Regions from separate parts of the Homo sapiens genome. Here region 1 is linked to region 2. A link is a contact called in ENCODE Hi-C or POLR2A ChIA-PET data. All regions are on one chromosome and are shown on one strand. Each heading gives the region's core, a stretch centred on a gene start or an enhancer-like site at or near the end of the contact. The rest is flanking DNA. Distances are from core to core; before and after follow the strand shown. Region 1 overlaps LINC00905 (long intergenic non-protein coding RNA 905). Region 2 overlaps CIB3 (calcium and integrin binding family member 3).

Evidence for each region. A loop is a pair of places that touch in the nucleus more often than their neighbours do. ChIA-PET counts read pairs that join two places held with the same protein, here RNA polymerase II (POLR2A). Pooled maps may share reads with other maps.
Region 1: a loop to region 2 is called in a pooled map, with 2.4 times the contacts of the local background. The contact joins two enhancer-like sites. A Hi-C loop is called at or near these places in 15 of 168 maps with a recorded cell type or tissue (GM13977, IMR-90, Jurkat and 8 more) and 3 of 50 pooled maps. POLR2A ChIA-PET finds 5 or more read pairs at or near these places in 6 of 52 experiments (B cell, CD4-positive, alpha-beta T cell, PC-9 and 2 more).

The regions. Positions count from the first base shown.
Region 1 is chr19:16,038,636-16,043,004 of GRCh38, forward strand. LINC00905 (long intergenic non-protein coding RNA 905) reads left to right here. Exons shown (of 5, transcript NR_024335.2): 5 at 2,804-3,500. Among named protein-coding and RNA genes, the nearest start is that of LINC00905, 7.1 kb to the left of the region's middle. Within about 2 kb of position 3,021, at least 5 of the 41 ENCODE cell types and tissues checked have a DNase peak (open chromatin) inside an H3K27ac peak, as active enhancers do.
Region 2 is chr19:16,160,364-16,165,269 of GRCh38, forward strand. CIB3 (calcium and integrin binding family member 3) reads right to left here. Exons shown (of 6, transcript NM_054113.4): 5 at 4,355-4,550; 6 at 1,005-1,123. The coding sequence ends at 1,102. Among named protein-coding and RNA genes, the nearest start is that of CIB3, 11 kb to the right of the region's middle. RefSeq lists an enhancer at 1-4. Within about 2 kb of position 1,573, at least 4 of the 41 ENCODE cell types and tissues checked have a DNase peak (open chromatin) inside an H3K27ac peak, as active enhancers do.

The sequences.
Region 1 (4,369 bases), core at 1,771-4,270, 120 kb before region 2:
ATCTGGGTCTTGTCAAGGTGGGCTCCTTGTCTGGGAGGACTCAGTGTCCTGCTCAGCACAACAGGCCCAGCCTGGCCCTCCAGACTGAAGCAAAGGGTCATGGGGACAGTGTGAGGGTGCTGTCCCTGGGCCAGTCCAGGTCTGTCCTGGGGAGTGGGGCTGGGGGTCTTCCTGGCATGTTCCTGGAACAGAGTCACTGTGAGGATGAACAGGATGACTGTCTGCCTGGTCAGCACAGAACGGGCACCCAGTGAGCACTCGAGGATGACCCTCCTCGGGCAGCTGCCGCCCACCCAGTAGCGACTGTCCCCAAGTCAGCAGGGAGGGAAGAGAGCAGGTCACGCTCTCCTAAGTCTGATCAAGCAGCCGTGCAGAGATGTGCCTCTCACCTAGAAAAGAGAAAAGCGTCCTTTGGGCAGAACCCACTCACACTGTGTCTCCAACTGCTCTACGACACAGAGCCGGGCAGGTACCTGGGTGTTGGGTAATGGTGACATTGTGGGCTCACGGCACCCATCACAACGGAGCCCTGCATGGGTCAGCAGGGCCCAGAGACGGCATCCTCTGCCCCTCCTGAACTGTCGACGTGTGCGTGCAATGCGTCTGTGCACTTGAGTGCAGGTGGATATGTGCGGGTGCGTGTGAGCGTGTGTCTCTCCTCCGGCCGGCCCTGGCTTCCCCAATCACGTGTGCCCCCATGTCCTCATCACTGTCACCCCAGGGCCTGTGGTCAGCATCAGAGCATCCACAGGTGCGCCCCAGCCTCTGCCTTCAGGCAGGGTGGTCCTGGGGATGCAGGCAGGGCAGGGCAGTGCCGTGGGTGAAACCCCCTCCCTCGGGAGGGACTCAGTGTATACGGTACTAAATCTGCATAGCAGGGCCATATTCAATGCACTTCTCCTCCTCCCAGTAGCTCTCTGGGGTGCAGTTGATTTCATCTCCCCTACAAATGGAAGAAAGGAGGCTTCTAGGACAAACCCCCTGCCTGAGGTCACCCAGCAGCCAGCTGACCTCGTCCTTACTAAGTCCCCACTAACCAGGCCCCCACTCACCAGGTCCCCACCCACCAGGTCCTGTTGACTAAGCCGGACTGATCGTGTTCTGTGCTGACCAAGCCCTGCAGACTGGGTCCCACTGATCAGTCCCCCCCAGTGACCAAGCCACCACTGACCCGGTCCCCCGTGACCATCTACCCACAGACAAGGGCCCATCTTCTTAAGTCAACCCATCTAAGAAAATGGGTTTGGCCCCAGACCAAAGCCATTTTCTTAAGTTCCATGGAGCTCACTAGGGTATAAAGCCAAGTGGGGAGAGGCTAAGCTTCAGAATCTGGACGTTTTCAACATTTCCAGGTATTTCCACATTCTTCACAGTGATTTCACCAATGTGCTCTCCCACCATTGAGGGTTTCTACCTGCCTCCAAAACTGCTGGTGTTGCCAGACTTTTCATTTATGTTGGGTGTTGGGTTTGAAATGCCTCATGGTGGCTTCTTGTTCCTCATGACTGGTGAGGTTGGGTGCCCTTGTATTTTAATCCTGTGCCAACTGGGCCCCCCCACCCCCACCCCCGCCACTTGCTGTCTCTGCTTCGTAAGGAGATCTTCTTGCCCGGTCAACTCCGAGGGATCACAGGTTCAGGGGTGCCCCCAAAATGAGACACTTAGTGTTTGATGAATGAATGATGATGTTGAGGCCAGGAGTGAGAGGAAGGTCAGCAGGCAGACAGGGCCCATGTGGACAGAAAGGGTTTATTCCAAGTCCAGACATGACCAATAGCGATAAAAAGGGGGAACAATTGGAGTAATCCATGGGAGAAGGAGTGAGCCTGAATTTGAAAGATGGAGAGAACTGGACGTGGAGGAGGGGAGGGAGGAAGGCAGAACAAAGGAAATAAGAAGCTGTTGACCAAAATACATATGTTGTGATTCCATGCATATGATCAAAACGTGATCGTGTAATCATGCACATTTCTCAAATTCAAATGGACAAGGTATACATAATTTTTCCCATTCCTCCCACGAAGCACAACTAAAACCCTGGGCCAGACATCATACATAAAAACATAAGACTCTGAATAAGATTCAGCCTTTAAAAACAAAGCTTGTGTTTACGTGGATGAACCCGGAAGACGTTCAGTGAAATAAGCCAGGCACAGAAAAACAAATACTTCCTGTCTCACTTGTGGAATCTAAAAAGCTGAACTCCCAAGTAGAATGGTGGCTCCAGGGACTGAGGGAGGGAGGAGGGACTGAACAGATATTGGCCAAAGGGCACAAGAGGAATTGTTCAACATGGTGACTCTAGTCAATGTATTTTATTCTTGAAAAATGCTGAGTAGTCTGGGCGCAGTGGCTCACACCTGTAATCCTAGCACGCTGGGAGACTGAGGGGGATCACTTGAGGCCAGGTGTTTGAGACCAGCCTGGGCGACATAGTGAGACCTCATCTCTTTTTTTTTTTTTTTTTTTTTCAATATAAAAAAACTGAATTGCTGAGCAAATTTTAAGTGTTCTTACCACAGAAAAAGAGATAAGCATGGAGGTATGGTCACGGGTATGTCAAGGAAATGTTAAATTAGCTTGATTTAGATATTTTACGCTGTACGCCTATGTCAAAACATGTTCTATGCATCATATTTACAACTTTGTCAAAATAAAAAGTGATTGGGAAATTGGATCAAACTAGAAAAATGTAAGACTCTGAATGATGGAGGGAAGGCAGACACAGTGGGAATTTCAGGACCCAAGGAATGACACGAAAGTCAATTCTTTGGTGTTTTGTTTTGTTTTTCGCCACATACAGCCCAGGCTTGGACCTGAAGAAGCTGGCAACCCGCGAACGCCAACAGGCACAGTCGAAAAAAGCAAAAGAAAAATCCCAAACAAAATCCTGTTCTCCCTAGCCAAAGGACCAGGAGAGGGGGCAGCCCAGCAAGACAAAACACATTTACACAATTCTGGCTAACCTCAGCCAGTCCTTGGCCGTGAGTTCGTTTTTCTGCCACCTCACTTTGGGGCTGGGCTGGTTCTCCACCCTCGCAGGGTGCGTTTCTCAATCCAGACGCTGGGGGGCGCTAGTACCTCGCGAGCTCCGCGAGGATCATTCCCGGGACGCCGCGGAGTCACCTCCCCTCCTAGGGACCCAGAGCTTCCCAGGGCCGCGCCTGTAGGTTTTCCAGAGGTCCCCGAAAACGTTAAAGACCTGGAAGGAAAAAAAAACTGTAAAACCACACACTTTGATATTTGACAACGTAAAAGCAAGGCTGCAAAATCAAAATCAATGAACGCTTGAAGGAAATGTCTACTTAGCTAGACATAGTGCCACCTGGATTCACTGTTGGCTCCAGAATCCCCCCCACGGTGTCATCACGTTGGAAAGTTTTTGTGGGTTAGATGTTCTCTGTTGGCAAGAATGCCTGTACATGCCCAAGAAGCATATGAGTTTAATGGGACCCCAATAACTTCAAAAGCAAAAAGATAACGATCCTTTCTACTTTTTTAACTTTGTGTGTGTGTGTATCAGGGTCTTGCTCTGTTGCCCAGGCTGGAGTGCAGTGGCGCAATCACAGCTCACTGCAGCCTCAAATTCCTGGACTCAAACCGTCTTCCCACTTCAGCCTCCCAAGTAGCTGCGAGGATGCACACCACCACGCCCGACTAATTTTTTTTATTTTTTTAGAGTCAGGGTCTCACTATGTTGCCAGGGCTGGTCTCAAACTCCTGGGCTCAAGTGATCCTCCTGCCTCGGCCTCCCAAAGTGCTGGGATTATAAGTGTTAGCCACCGCACCCAGCTTCTTCTTGTTTTAACAGGAAGAAATACATTCAATGTGAGTGCCTTTTAATGTTTGATATTAAACAAGTCCTCCACGAGTGCAGGTACCCAGGGATGTGCCATACAGCCCTCTGCCTTCACCTATGCTGTTCCCTTTGGCCTCCATCACCCTTCCCTTCCCACATCAGCCAATTCACCTCCCATTCATCCTTCATATTTTAGCTCAGTGTTACCACTTCAGGAAAACCTTCCCTGGTCCCAAGGGACAAGATACTGTTTGTCTTCACCTGGAACATCCTAAGGGCTCAATAACGAATGAATGAATGAATGAATGAATGAATGAATGAATGAATGAATGAACACAGGTGCATAAGCATGATAGGCTTGTCCTTGTAGGGCCTTCCCATGCCACTCAAAATACATATGACCTCATTGCAAAAATATGAATACTGGCTCACAAAGTCATCCTGCAAAATCAGGCACATTCAACAACAGCCCTGTGCTGAGCCGTGTCGGGGCAGTAGAGAAAGCTCAACCCAAAACCCTACTCTTGAGAGGCTCCTCTCTGGGGGTTGGAGCACAGAGCCAGACACAGA
Region 2 (4,906 bases), core at 323-2,822:
GCCTCCCAAGTAGCTGGGACTACAGGCATGCACCACCACACCCAGCTAATTTTTGTATTTTTGGTAGAGACAGGGTTTCACCACGTTGCTGAGGCTGGTCTCAAATTCTTGGGCTCAGACAATCTGCCCACCTTGGCCTCCCAAATGCTGGGGTTACAGGCTTGAGCCACCGTGCCCAGCCCAGTAGCTGCTTAATTTATTAGCGGGTTAAGATGGGAGTGAGCTCTCTAGACATGACATACTGTACAATGGAGGTGTCTGGGAAGGTCCCTAGGGGCTGGTCTTGGTTGCAGGAGTGACTACTCCTTGGACTGACTGGGGCATAGATGGGGGCCCTGGGGCAACCCCAGGTGGAGGGGGTGTGGGGTTCCCCAAATGTACAAGGTTCAGACATCTGGGATCTGGTATGAGGTGCACCTGGGTTCAAGCCCGCCCCTGCAAATGACTTGTGGGGTGGCCTTAGGCAAGTCACTCTGCTCCCTCCAAATGAGGGCATGATCCTCGGCCAACTCTGCAGGGATGTTATAGGGGGTCAGTGTCACGTTAGGGGGCAGATGCATCATAAACTGTAAAGTGCAGCAGCCACCTCAGTGAATGACATTTCCACCCCTCCCAATCAGTGGTCTCCTCTTGGCAGCTCTAATGAGTCAGCCCGGGAGGAAAAGTTTCAATCCCTTTGATGACTCAGGGTTTGAGGGATAAAAAGAAACTTGAGTAGTGAAGGGTGAGGTTTGGCCTTCAGAGTGGGAACCCTGGGGTAGGACAGCACGGGCCCGATCTCCCCACCACCTCACCTCCGCCACGGACACCCACAACAAGGCATTTCCAGCCTTCACAGTGAAGACGATCTAGGAGTCACCCCTTCCTTGTACAAACAGGGAGATCGTGGCCCAGAGAGGGTGTGGCCACACTCAGGGTCACACAGCAAAGTCAAAGATAAAATTCTACGCCGCCTCCCTCCCATCTTCCAGTTTTAAGGTGGAAAAATGTGTCCTCCCAGCAGGTGTGACTCAGTGACTTGTGTTTATTCTCAGAAACCAGAGTCCACAGCGGGTGAGGGGTCACCCCGCCCTCCTATAGCTCGGCTCCTCTGTGGTGCCATCAGATTCGGATGTGGAAGGTGCTGTGTGCAGAGAGAAAAGGAGTCAAGGCCTTCAAGGAGTGGACAACCCCTTTTCCTCCTCCCCCTCAACACGCTCACGGCAAGTCCCTGGGACAGGCAGGAAGGATGCCACATGGACCCCTCAAACAACCCTAGGCCGGGAGACCCCTACAGGGGCTGAGAGCACATGCCTTTAATTTTTTAATTCTTTTTTTTTTTTTTTTTTTTTTGAGATGGGGTCTTGCTCTGTCTCCCAGGCTGTAGTGCAGTGGTGTGATCTTGGCTCACTGCAACCTCTGCCTCCTGGGTTCAAGTGATTCTCATGCCTCAGCCTCCCGAGTAGCTAGGATTACAGGTGCATGATACCACGCCCAGTTAATTTTTCTATTTTCAGTAGAAACGGAGTTTCTCAACTTGCTTTGTTGCCCAGGCTGGTCTGGAACTCCTGTGCTCAAGCGATCCACCCACCTTAGCTTCCCAAAGTGCTAGGATTACAGGCATGAATCACCACATCCTGCCATATGATATAAAGTTTCAAATAGCTAGAAGAAGGATACTGAATGTTCTCAACACAAATAAATGATACATGTTTGAGATGATGGATATGCTAATGACCCTGATCTGCTCATCATACATTATATGTATCGAAACCATTATGTGGCCTGGTGCAGTGACTCACCCCTGTAATCTCAGGACTTTGGGAGGCCAAGGCAGGAGGATCAGTTGAGGCCAGGAGTTTGAGAACAGCCTGGGCAACAAGGCAAGACCTTGTCTCCACAAAAAAAAAAAAAAAAAAAAAAAGTTTTTAGTTAGCTAGGCGTGGTGGTGTGTGCCCGTACTCCCAGCTACTCAGGAGGCTGAGGTGGGAGGATTGCTCTTGAGCCCAGGAGGTAGAGGCTGCAGTGAGCTATGATTGTGCCACTGCACTCCAGCCTGGGCAACAAAGTGAGACCCTGTCTCAACATTTTCAGCACTGCCTCAGCTTATAGATAAAAACAAAAACAGGCCGGGCATGACGGCTCACGCCTGTAATCCCAGCACTTTGGGAGGCCAAGATGGACAGATCACCTGAGGTCAGGAGTTCAAGACCAGCCTGGCCAACATGGCGAAACCTTATCTCTACTAAAAAAATACAAAAATTAACCGGGCGTGGTGGCGGGCGCCTGTAATTCCAGATACTCGGGAGGCTGAGGCAGGGAGAAGTGCTTGAACCTGCGAGGTGGAGGTTGCTGTGAGCCGAGATCGTGCCACTGCACTCCATCCTGGGTGACAGAGCGAGACTCCATCTCAAAAAAATAAAATAAAATAAATTAATTAATTAATAAAATAAAACAAACAAAATTAGCCAGGCACAGTGGCACGTACCTGTAGTCCCAGCTACTTGGTTTATTCTTATTTTATTTCTTTTTTCTTTTCTTTTCTTTTTTTTTTTTTTTTTTTTTTGAGACAGAGTCTCGCTCAAGCTGGAGTACAGTGGCGCAATCGTGGCTCACTGCAAACCTCCACCTCCCAGGTTCGGGTTCAAGTTACTCTCCTGCCTCAGCCTCCCGAGTAGCTGGGACTAGAGGTGTGCCCCACCATGCCCAGGCTAATTTTTGTATTTTTAGTAGAGACTACTGCCTCAGCCTCCTAAAATGCTGGGATTACAGGTGTGAGCCACTGCGCTCGGCCCCGTAGTCCCAGCTACTTAGGAAGCTGAGGTGGGAGGATCTCTTGAGCCGAGGAGTTAGAGGCTGCAGTGAGCCGATTGCACCATGCACTGCAGTCTGGGTCACTGAGTGAGACCCTGTCTCAAAACAAACAAACGGGCTGGGCGTGGTGGCTCACGCTTGTACTCCCAGCAGTCTGGGAGGCCACAGTAGGTGAATCACTTGAGGTCAGGAGTTCAAGACCAGCCTGGCCAACATGACAAAACCCTGTCTCTACTAAAAATACAAAAATTAGCTGGGCATGGTGGCACGTGCCTGTAATCCCAGCTACTCGGGAGGCTGAGGCAGGAGAATCACTTGAACCCAGGAGGTGGAAGTTGCAGTGAGCTGAGATTGCACCACTGCACTCCAGCCTGGGCAACAGAGCAAGACTCCGTCTCAAAACAAACAAACAAACAAAAAGAAACATCACTGTGTACCCCATGAATATGTACAATCATTATTTGTCAATTCAAAAAATAAAAAATAAAGTGAAATTTAAAAATTATAAGATAATAATAGCAACAGCAATTTATTAAACACCTATTGTGTGCCAGGAGCTGTGCTGAATTTTCTCCATATATTAATTTGGGGTTCAGCAAACCTTTTTCTGTAAATGGCCAAATAGTTGATGTTTTCAACTTTATACCATGACGCAACTCTGTTGTTGAAGCACACAAGCAGCCATAGACAAAATGTACACAAATGGGTGTGGCTGTGAGCCAATACAACTTTACTGATGGACACAGAAAAGTGAATTTCGTATCACTGTCACGTGTCATGGAATAATCTTTTTTTAAATTAAAAAAAAATTTTTAATGTGTTTATTTATTTTTGAGACAGAATCTCACTCTGTGACCCAGGCTGGAGTGCATGGCACAATCTGAGCTCACTGCGGCCTTGACCTCCTGGGCTCAAGCAATCCTCCCGCCTCAGCCTCCCAAGTAGCTGGGACTACAGGCATGCACCACCATACCTGGCTATTTATTTATTTATTTATTTGTAGATATGGACTCTCCTTATGTTCCCCAGTTTGGTCTCAAGCTCCTGGGGTCAAGAGATCCTCCCCACTTAGCCTCCCAAAGTGCTGGGATTAAAGGCATGAACCACCCCACCTGGTTGGAATATTATTATTCTTTGATTGTTTTTTGATCTTTTGAAAATATAAAAGCCATTCTTAGCTCACAGGAGGTACAAAACCAGGCTTTGGGTCAGACTGGCCTATTGGCCGTACTTTGCCCTGCAGTGGCGGCTGATTTTCCCCAAAGGCTGCCAAGTACAGTTACACAGTCTGTTCACTGCAAACTGTTCAGGCAACAAGGGCTGAAGTCCAGCCACATTCTGCTTGCTGAAAGAGGTGTATCCACTCGCAAGAGGTGCCCAGGGGGTCCCTAATTATCCCCATTTTACAGATGCAGGGACTGAGACTAGGGAAATTGAGAAAGTTTCCCAAGGTCATGAAAGAATGAATAGAGGAATTTTCAGAAACAGAGTCTGTGAACTGTCTGCGTAAGAGCCCCTTCAGATGTGCAAATGGACTGTGGGCGGTGACGGAGAGCATCACCTGAGGAAGTCTGGTGCCCGGAGGATCATGTTCTGGAAATCTTCCAGGGACAGCCGCCCATCATGGTCTCCATCAGCCTCATCCAGCACCTTCTCACATACCAGGCTCACCTCCTCGGCACTCAGCCCCCCCCGCGTCAGTTTGGTCACCGTCTGCTCCAGGTCCCACGCACAAATGTAGTCGTCGTTGTTAAAATCTGCAGAGCAGGATGGATGGGGAGTGACAGCAGGTGGCAGGAGGGCTAGGCCGGCTGTGGGCACATACTGTGCCCATGTTACAAGAAGGGGAAACTAAGGTCGGGCACGGTGGCTCACGCCTGTAATCCCAACACTTTGGGAGGCTGAGGAGGGTGGAACACCTGAGGTCAGGAGTTCGAGACCAGCCTGGCCAACATGGTGAAATCCCATCTCTACTAAAAATACAAAAATACCCAGGTGTGGTGGCATGCACCTGTAATCCCAGCTATTCAGGAGGCTGAGGCAGGAGAATCACTTGAGCCCGGGAGGTGGAGGTTGCAGTGAGCCAAGATCTCACCACTGCACTCCAGCCTGG